Linked DNA regions of Homo sapiens: region 1 is linked to region 2. A link is a loop called in an ENCODE intact Hi-C map of the cell type or tissue named here. Cell type or tissue: ovary. All regions are shown on one strand. Links, peaks and the distances in the headings refer to the core of each region. The heading gives the core; the rest is flanking DNA. Region 1 holds the start of LOC102724720 (a long non-coding RNA gene). Region 2 overlaps RHOBTB3 (Rho related BTB domain containing 3).

Region 1 (5,384 bases), core at 68-5,067, 47 kb before region 2:
ATAAAAAAGAGATTATCCTATACACATGGTTCTGCACTTTGTTTTTTGTTTTTTTGTGAGTGGTTTTGTGTTTTTTTGTTTTTTTTGTTGTTTTTTGGGGTTTTTTTTTGAGATGGAGTCTCACTGTATCGCCCAGGCTGGAGTGCAGTGCTGTGATCTCAGTTCACTGTAACCTACACCTCCTGGATTCAAGCGATTCTCTTGCCTCAGCCTCCCAAGTAGCTGGGATTACAGGCACATGCCACCATACCCAGCTAAGTTTTGTGTTTTTAGTAGAGATGGGGTTTCACCATGTTGGCCAGGCTGATCTTGAACTCATGACCTCAAATGATCCACCCACCTCGGTCCCCCAAAGTGCTGGGATTACAGGCGTGAGCCACTGTGCCCAGCCTACTTTGATTTTAGACACAGAATACTCAGCACATACATGCCTTCCTTGGTTTTACCAACAATTGTGTCCTCTTTCATAATTTGGATGTGCCAAAAATATATTAGCCAGAAGCCCACTAGAGAACATTTTGTCACAAGTACACTTGTCATCTATCTGTGTGAGAGTCCTGTAATTGAACCTCATATTCTGTGGAGGAGTAATGAAATATGAGAGCCAAAAGTTATTACACAGGGAAAAAGTGCTGGATGGAAAGGAATGGCAGAGAGGATTCTTGGGTGAGGAAGGGCTAAGTGGCTGTTGTTTCCTCTTGATTCATTTCCAAAACTTTCTGGTGATGTGGGTCAATAGTTATTATTAGCTCAGAGTTTTACCTTTCAGTTTCAGCTTTAGTTTTACCTGAAGCCCTTTTGACAAGTCATTCCAAGTGACAGTTCCATCTACACATGAGCCCAGAGATTGTTTCTGGGTGGGACAAACTGTCCTTTCGAATTAGAGATGCTCTATCCCTAAGTGATTCATTTTCTTTGAGCATCTCAGCTCATGTTTAATTTCTTTGCAACTAGGTGTGTGAATACAGCTCTTACTTCTGTATAAGGCAGGTGTATACCCATACACCTGATATTAATAAACTATTGATTTCATGTTTTGTTGCATTGCTAAATTGACAGCCTAGGCAATTTGTTTTCCTCCAGAAGTACTGCCTCCCTAATTAAATAGACCTCATTTAATTGTGGGGTCATGTTAACCAAAATTATATTTCCCAAAACCTTGAAAGTATTTTTTAAAAAACTTTTATTTTTTGTTTCAGCATTCGACATTGCTACACAAATTGAGTCATGCAGCCCAGCAGCCACCGAGTGCCTACTGAATTTCCTGTCACCCAGAGCCTGAATTTCCTGTCACTGGGCATAACGTTTTAAAAATATTATTGTTTTTTTAAACCCTGGCACTGAACCAGTTTTTATTCTTCATCTTGACTTAATGCCTCTCCATTCTCTTCTCTCATCTTCTTCTCCTGGCTCCACTCACCTCCTCTGTAGCCAGGAGCCCACAGTTGGCTATTTCGGCCGTGTGTCCAGAGTCTGGAATCCCTCGTCCCCTTGGGCTTGCACTGTGGCCAGTTAGCTTGCCCATCCTCAGCCTCGGCACCCTCCTTGTTTGTCCCCTCCCTTCCCGGTGCACCCTCCAAAGGTGCACCCCTCTTCTCTGAGGTCAGCCCCACTGCCTGGCCCTCTGTCCCCTCCTCCAGTGCTGTTGGTGACTTTGCTCCATCAAGCATCGTCTTTCTCTCTCTCTGTCTCTCTCTCTCATATTCTCCCCCCTCAACTAGTTGCTTCCTCTCTGCAAAAGGAAAAAAATAAAACAAACATAGTCGAGTTTCCCTTAAATGAAAGATGCTTTTTCTCAATCCTGCTATTCCCTCAAGCTGTTATTGTATCTCATACCCTTCTGCCACAGTTCTTTAAAGTCTAGTCCAAACGGGTTTCTCCAACTCCCTACATCCCAGTACCTACTTTAAATAAATAAAAAGATTAAACATACAAGTGAAAGTGCATATGGTAAATATTCAATGAAGAAAGATGGAAAATAAAAAGCCCCTTCCCCATCTGACTGATGGGGAAATTATTAATTAATTAATTGAGTCATCAGTCCCGTTTTAGAAAAAATAATATATATTGATTTTATATATTGTATTGTGTATATGTATAACATATATATATTGTACACATACCCACACCTGCAAATATATATGTAATCTTCTAAATTTTACACATATGGAATCATACGGTGGTCTGACCTTTTTAAAAAAATTTGATAACATATCCTAGCACAAGAATCCAAAAATAGGGGTTGCCCCTGGTGAGAGGATCTGAACTGTTGAGGGATGAGGTAAAAGTGCAACTTCCTGGAGGCGGCGGCGAGGCAGTCACTGGGCCGGGGTCCTGGGCCGCCGCGCTGCGCTCTCTGGCGGCTCCTCACAGCTCTGCTCCAGGCTCCCGTGCAGGCAGCAGTGGGACATGGCGAACTTGGGCTGCAGGGACGTCCCGGGCCCGGATGAGGACATTTTTCTGTACTTCGCCTACGGTAGCAACCGGCTGACGAGAGTATCCACCTCCGAAACCCCTCGGCGGCGGGCTTCTGTGTGGCCCGCATGCAGATCCAGACCGTCCTGGCCAACATGGTGAAACCCCGTCTCTACTAAAAATACAAAACAGCTGGGCGTCGTGGCGGGCGCCTGTAGTCCCAGCCACCCAGGAGGCTGAGGCAGGAGAATTGCTTGAACCCGGAAGGCGGAGCTTGCAGTGAGCCGAGATTGCGCCACTGCACTCCAGCCTGGCGACAGAGCGAGACTCCGTCTCAAAAAAGAAAAAAAAAAAAAAGGAACATATGTTGTAATAGAAGTTAAAGTTTCAACTCAAGAAGGAAGAGAAATAACCTGTCAAAGATATCTGATGACAAATTACGAAAGTGCTCCTCCGTCTTCACAGTATAAAAAGATTATTTGCATGGGTGCAAAAATAAAAATGGTTTGCCGCTGGAGTATCAAGAGAAGTTAAAAGCAATAGAACCAAATGACTATACAGGAAAGGTCTCAGAAGAAATTGAAGACATCATCAAAAAGGGAGAAACACAAACTCTTTAGAACATAACAGAATATATCTAAGGATATTCTATGTGCTAATATAAAATATTTTTTAACACTTGAGAACAGGGATCTGGAGGATCTCCATGTTTGATCCATTTTCAACAGTGCTCTGAAGGAATATCGCACTTGGGTGACTCCTTGTTTTCAGACTATAAAAATAGACCGGGTTAGGAGTTAGACAGTTTAAAAGGGGGATATGGGGCCCTGAAGTGTGTGACAAATGAATGTGAGTACCCCTTATGCAAACACTGAAAGCTCTTCTCTTGACTTGATCTTAAGTGTCTCCTTGCTTTGGTAAAGGATAGATTTGTAGCTCGCTTGATGATGGTGCTGGTGAATTGCTCTGCTCTGAGATTTTAAAAAATCAGATTAATGAGAGTAATCTGCAGATAATTGATGATAACATTTTGAAAACTGGAAAGATGGTATACTGTTTTTAGAGGAATAAACATATTTGTGGTTTTTAAAAAAAAGAGCAACTTCCTTTGCACTGTATACCCTTTTGTATTATTAGGATTTTATACTATGTTTATATGTTGCCTATTTAATAAATCGCTTAAAGTTATATATCTTGAATATCTTTCCATATTAGCATGTACAGACAGAACTCATGATTTTATGGATACGGGCAGACTATCTCTGGAAGGATACAGAAGAAATGAGGAAAAGCCTCTTGAGGAATGACTTGCAGACTGACCCCAGGTCAGGTATACTTCCGGCATACCTTTTGTGCTGGTTTTTGTTTGCTTGTTATCACATACAAATATTACACAAAATAGGCTTCAAAAGAACTAGTTATATAGATGTACCATGATTTGTAGAATTAGTTCCTTATTCATGGATATTTAGGCCATTCTCAAGTTTTAAAGTTACTATTATTATTATCATTATTACAAACAGTGTCACAGGGAGAATCCTGTACATATATCTGTAATACCGTGGTGATGTTTCTTCTCTCCCTGTCCCACACCCCTTTCCTCTGTTATTATCTGTACACAGATCTCGTGATGGCGCTTTCCGACTACTCATCCTTGAATGAAGTGATTTTTCCTTTGCACGCAGTCTGGTGGGGAAGGCCAGGGTCAGGTTCCACTTTCTGGAATGTTCTCATGACCCAGGAAGTGGTTAAGAGACTCCTTTAGGCAGAGGACAGGCAGGTGGAGGGCTGTGTGCATCCCAGTGTCTCTTCTGTCTCCTGCCACCCGGATAGGCCAATTCTAGCATGCAACTTGTCTGTGAGTATCCTCATTTATCCTCACTTCCTCTGCCCCTCAGGACCAAACTGTGTGCAAAGTAGCGTCCATCACCCCGGCACCCATTCCTTCTGGGGCAAATAATAGATATGAGTTTTGCACCTCAGTGTGAACCTGTTACCTTAAAGAGATAAATTTGGTTGATTTTTTCTGAGATATAAGGGTCCTGTCTCCATTCTTCCATCCTCCCTGTTCCCTCTCACTGCTTTGGCATGCCTTCTGCCTATTTTGTGTAATATTTGCATGTGATAACAAGCAAACAAAAACTAGCACAAAAAATATGCAGGAAGTATACCTGGCCTGGGGTCAGTCTGCAAGTCATTCTTCAAGAGGCATTTCCTCATTTCTTCTCTATCCTTCCAGAGATAGTCTGCCCATATCACATATATGGAGCTGTGGGAAACTAACCTAAAATGTGGGGCAGTGGGGGGTGGGGTTTAACTGATCACAACTTACAACTGTGCTCTGTCCAATCTCCCATCCCTATGAGGGAGGCAGAAATGGAGGGGTCCCATAGCTTTCTTCTCACTTTTAGCTGTTAAAAATTCTGGTCTAATCGAGTGTAAAATTACAATCATATCTATTCAAACCACCCACCCCCATCATGACCTGGGGGCACCTGCAGTGGGCAGAGGGCATATCTGTCTTTTACTCCTGTCCCTTCACTTTTCCTCTTGGAGTAGAGAGGGATGGGTCATGATCAGGTTCAATGACAGCTCCTGCCCCTCCTTTATCAAAGTTGGGGACTGGGAGAGGCAATGGAGAGGGAGGGTAACTGTTTCCTTACTGAACTTCCTATGTTATGGTTCTTTCTCTGTGAATGCTCATGGCCTCACTGGCCAACACTAACCATCTTAATAGCTGGCACCCTAAAACAGGCTCTTTGAGGCTGCCAGGTAAGTTCTTCAAAGAGGCTCTCTCACATACATGGCTTCCCCAATGTGGCAGATCAAGCTGCAGGTTGACCTCCTCCAGCCCCTTCAGCCTCTGCCTCTGTGTACACCCCACAGCCTCTTATGCTGGGCTCTCCTTGCCCAGTGATAGGAAACAAGACAACTCAAGGCTGTCACCTTCCATGTGCACTTGCCCATGG
Region 2 (5,384 bases), core at 56-5,055:
ACATATAATGTTTGTTGACTGGCTGAATACATCTCCCAAAAACGGATTGTGTGTTCCTGGGTTTTCTTTAACTGCACAAGTAGCTGAATAAAAACAAGAGATTTTTACTCTTTTTTCTTTTAGAGACAGAAGTCTCGTTATGTTGCTCAGGCTGGACTCAAACTCCTGGGTTCAAGTGATCCTTCAGCCTCAGCCTCCCAAGTTGGCTGGGATTACACCGAGGTGGAATCACCATCTTGACCATATGATTTTTATATCTTTTACCAGCAGAGTCTTTTTTACGAAGTAAAATTTTAGGTAGAACTCAAGATATGAAACAGATAAAGTGGAACTACTATGACTGAAGGAGGGAGGGAAGAGTCCAAGAACTGTAAATTTTAGCCTTCTCTTTCCCTTTCCCTTACTCCCTCTCTCTCTCCTTCTCCTCACCCACTCCCTACTTTCTGTCCCCCACCCTAGAAGACACTTCAGTTATCTCCACGGAGATTTATTTGTCCAGATTGTGAAACTCCTTGATCAGGTAATCTTTCACTTCCTTTTCTTTTTAGCTCAAATTTTCCTTGAGTCTATGCTAGATAATAACATGAGCAAACCACTGCATCTAAACTGTCTATTCTGACAACTATTATATTTTCATTTTTTTCTTTTTATGCAGTACTCAGTAGTTCACACTTTGGTTTTAATTTTTATAATTTACCTTAGAAAGCATATTACATACACTCCCAGTAAGTTTCACAACATTTTTTATATATGAAAAACTGTTATTCCAAAGTAATATAAGGGACTCCCATATAGGTATACTCAGTAAATACAGATATCCAGTACAATAAAGCTAAATATAATATAGTTAACAAGAGTTAAATTCCTTTATAAAAAATTTTTAAATCTGTACTGTTTAAACTTTGCTGCTGACTTAGGTAGTTAGAACTAAGATATCACTTTTCACAACCAAATGTCACCTGAGGACACATTTTGTCACCTTATCTATTTCAGGGAAAGAAAATGCATTTAAAAACGGATGGAGCTATAAAATAATCATTAGAAAACTTCTTGTGTAACACAGGTTAAGGCACTTATGTAACACAGGTGACTATAAATTGTTTCCTCAATTACCACACTGCATAATTTACAAGAAATTTATTACATTGACTATTCTTATTTTGCTAAAAGTACTACTTCTACAACTTATGTCTCAAATCTAAGAACAAAGAACATAAAGTTTTCTTTTCAAAACAGAAATTAGCAATCTACCTGAAAGATCCTGAAATTCAGGCTTTTGACTGAAGATGAGGTAGTTAGTAGCAATGAAATGAAGTAGCCAGGTTGAAAGGCAATCAGAGTGGTGAAACTGCAAGAAAAATGAAAAGTGAAATAATATTGCACATAATGGCCACTGGTATGATAAGATCAAGAGAACGGCCTGGGAGCAATCACGGAGAGCCCATATTCATGTTTAATGTGCCTTTACCTGATGCAGCTTTCAGTATACTGTGACAGCAGACAGGATGAGGGAGCACTATTAGCAAATAACGTTAAAAGTACATTCTCGGAAGAAGCCAGGCCAACAGCGAATAACAATCTACGGCTGCCGGAGTGGCCAAACGTCTTTAAGCAATGCATGGCTGCATCTGAGGTTCTTGAAGATTTAATTTGAGCTTTTAATCTGAAGCCACGGACTTCAATAACTGCACCTGTATCTGTGTAGTAGATGATGGTGAGCAATGTTAAAACAAGTTCACCTGAGGAGCAAGCCAAAAAATATTTTGAGGAGGAAACACCATCGGCCGAAGGCATGGGTTTCAATGTGTAAATGTTTCTAAGAGAAAGCTGTGGCTAAATATTTGCTTTTAATGAGATGTACAGTAAACTGAGCAGGATTTCCAGCTCCATTCTCCTCATTCTGAGTTCCAATAGCTGCTAATGGAGGGAAAACTCCAAGCAAGCAGGCCACTGACATCATCACCTTGGTGCCCATCCAGTGACACTCACTGATCCATCCAACCACCAATGCAGATGACAGTAACTTGCTGGCAGGCAACTTTGGCACATGAGTATAGAACTCTTTTTTTTATTATTATTATTGTGGTACAATATGTGTAACATAAAATTTACCATTTTAACAATCCTTAAGTGTACAGTTAAATGTCACTAATAAGTGCATACACATGGTGGGGCAACCCAACACCACTATCCATTTCCAGGCCTTTTCTATCACCCCAAACTGAAACTCTGTACCATTAAACAATCTGTTTTCTCCCTATCCCTATCAGATCCTAGCACCCACTGTTTTACTTTCTGTCTCTATGAATTTCACTATTCTAGGTACCTCATATAAGTGAAATTCTAAAATATTTGTCCTTTTATGTTTGGCTCATTTAGGGTAATATTTTCCAAGTTTCATCCATGTTGTAGCAGATATCAAAATTTCACTCCTTCTTAAGGCTGAATAATATCCCATTGTACATATATACCACATTTTGTTTATCTCTTCACCTGTCAATGGACATTTGTGTTGTTTCCACCTTTTGGCTAAGTATAGCTCTTCTAAGGAGATGCAAAAATATTAAATAAGCAACAAGTAATGCTAAATTGAAGAAAGATTAGTAATCTCTAAACCTTAATAAAAAAACTCAAGGATATGCTTTTTTTTTTTTTTAAAGCTGTATAGTGTGAGAGTATTTAAACACAAATTCACAGGTCCCTCTTATATTCATTATATAAAATCAATTTTTGAACTGGAAATAAATTTATAGTTTATCTAATCCCACATAACATTTTAACAGTTTTTTTCCTCCCCTTATCTTTTAGCAGATGAATGTGTGCAATCTCAAGGGAAAAGAATAAGAACCTTCAGCTTTTTAGAGAAGCCACCACTACTGTTACGTGATTAACCCAGAGCAGATAACAAAACACCAGGAGGTTAGGACATTGCCTTAAGGGCTGTGACTGAGAAGGAAAAGGGAGGTCACAGAAATAAACAGCTGGCTACAAAGCATGCTTAAAAATGAAGAATTTTATTTTTGACCAAGATTTAAGATATTATCCAAAATATCTTAAATACAGTAGGATGACACATCTGAATAAGCTTTCCGCTTCCAGGAATGAAAGAACTGAGGAATGAGGAATTGGTAGCACATGTGGGGGTTTGGGAAGTAGATTTCAACAGAGCAGTTCTAGCTAATGTACAGACCTGGCCCAGATTCATAGTCTAGGGACTCTGTAACAGGAATGGAACATGTCTCACTGTAAAAACTAGGTTTTAGAAGGATATGTGTTGACGTAAGAAAATGGGTTCAAACTGAAATAAGCAACAGAATTTTTAAAAAGGCATTAAAAAACCATAAACCAAATGCAATAGAACTTAAGAGCTACAAGAAGAACGTGGAGAAAATACCCATAAACTCACAAGAAAGTACCTGGAAACTCTCAGAAATACAACTTGTGCCTCAGATAGCCAAATATTAACATATAGATTATAAATAAGAAGATGCATTAAAATTTTTAATACAAGAATAAATACAACTTCATAGGAATCACCAAAGTTTGAACAGATAGGGTTTAAACAGGAGTAGAGATACGGAATCTCCACCTCAACTCTTGTATTTTAAGAGTCCTCCTTGATGGAAACCTGAAGGTAAATCATGGTAAAGAACTGAGAGAGGTTAGGGGAAAATGGACAGAGAAGTGAGAGAATACCCACACTGCTCATCTATCTAAGAAAGTATGAATGATGTTTCCTGACACACAGTACAAAACTGGCAGAGTGTTCAGAAATTTTGATTATTTGGAGAGCTACTGGGAGTCTAATTCTGCCAGAAGACAATTTCACTCCTAAAAGTCAGAGAAATGGCAAGGCAAAAGTTAACCAAATTCTGACCAACAGGGTGAACTGACTGGTGAAGTGAAATCTCAAACTAGGAACTTCAAAGAAAACTTGGGAAGAAAACTTCTGTTATCTGGAATTCACAATTGCCAAATTAGGAACCACCAGGAAAAGAATACAGGAAAACTGGTAAATTTAGGCTTAATCTTAGAAAATAAAAAGTCTTCAGAAACAAAATTCAAAATGAGCTTGTATCTTAGATTGTTTGAAATTCAAGGGGAAAAGATAAGGATAATCACAGAGTCAGAAACCAGAGAATCAGGGAAAACAAGTCAAGAATTTCTGACAGTGCAATCAAAAATGATTCTGATGAGGAACCAAGTGTAGGGGGGCAGTGAGGGGAGGCACCTAAAGAAATCAATGTGACCACACGGGAAGTTCTCTTATACATAAACAATTTAAGAAGATACTAAAAGATAAGGAAAAAGAAACTTGTGTCCAATTTTTTAAAAAGTATGAACAACTTGTTAGAATAGTATGAAAATGATACATCAAAAATGAACTGAGATTGTGAAACTACTAGAAAGAATTTTAAAAATTGTAAACTAAATTTAGAGGGGAGCTATTTATCATGAGATGAATGTAAACGTTTTACAAAAAGAGATCAGTGTTACTCAATTTTTTTTTTTTTTTGAGACGGAGTCTCACTCTGTCACCCAGGCTGGAGTGCAGTGGCACGATCTCGGCTCACTGCAAGCTCCGCCTCCAGGGTTCACGCCATTCTCCTGCCTCAGCCTCCCAAGTAGCTGGGACTACAGGCACCCGCCACTATACCCAGCTAATTTTTTTTTGTATTTTTAGTAGAGACTGGGCTTCACTGTGTTAGCCAGGATGGTCTCGATCTCCTGACCTCGTGATCCGCCAGCCTCGGCCTCCCAAAGTGCTGGGATTCCAGGCGTAAGCCACCACGCCTGGCCCTACTCAATTTTTAAATTTGTTTTTAGCCCTAATTAAATACATGTGATCGTAAGACTTGATTATGAGAGAAATGAAGTCCAAAATAGTTAAGGAGATAGTAGGAGAAGACCTAGATGCTTCAAATAAATTCCCTTCTATAAACAGAAGTGTTGATGAATGAATTCGTTTCAGCTTGGAGGCAAGCATTCAGCTGTCACAGATCTGGAATTTGCCCCATCATGTGGCTCCATTTTAGCAATGTGGATGGAGATAAAAGTTGTCATGCTTTTGTAACCCTGGACGTCAAAGTTGATAGGTATAGACATGTTGGATGCCAGATAATAGTTCAAGAAGTACTGACACTCTGTAGTGATTGAACAAATATATTCCTGTGAAAAAAACCTAGAGGGCTCGGCTTACCACAAGTTGAGTACACAAGAGTGTGCCATAACTACCACAAGTGCTGAAACTGTCTCGGGCAGTGGATGGAATGGCAGAATGGCCAACGGTAGGATGGCCCATCTGAATAAGCTTTCTGCTTCCAGGAATGAAAGAAAGTGGGAATAAGGATTTGGCAGGTTTTTGACTGTGAGCACATCTGGGG

What was found. Peaks named below come from ENCODE experiments on the same cell type or tissue, not always from the same donor. Only the 100,000 strongest peaks of a DNase experiment are listed, where the experiment ranks them.
Region 1: it touches region 2 in a loop (3-fold over the local background); 107 of 110 quality-filtered maps call a loop at or near these places.

The regions. Positions count from the first base shown.
Region 1 is chr5:95,832,072-95,837,455 of GRCh38, reverse strand. It overlaps LOC124901029 (a long non-coding RNA gene), which reads left to right. Exons shown (of 3, transcript XR_007058876.1): 2 at 3,631-3,745. LOC102724720 (a long non-coding RNA gene) reads right to left here and starts at 2,629. Exons shown (of 3, transcript NR_157807.1): 1 at 2,190-2,629. It also overlaps the pseudogene GGCTP1. RefSeq lists enhancers at 2,490-2,539, 2,660-2,769. In ovary, for the core only: a CTCF peak has its summit at 2,450; a DNase peak (open chromatin) is centred at 2,505; H3K4me3 peaks cover 1,079 bases.
Region 2 is chr5:95,784,726-95,790,109 of GRCh38, reverse strand. It overlaps RHOBTB3 (Rho related BTB domain containing 3), which reads right to left. Exons shown (of 12, transcript NM_014899.4): 11 at 1,252-1,348. Among named protein-coding and RNA genes, the nearest start is that of GLRX, 35 kb to the left of the region's middle. In ovary, for the core only: no CTCF peak of the experiment used is centred there; no DNase peak of the experiment used is centred there.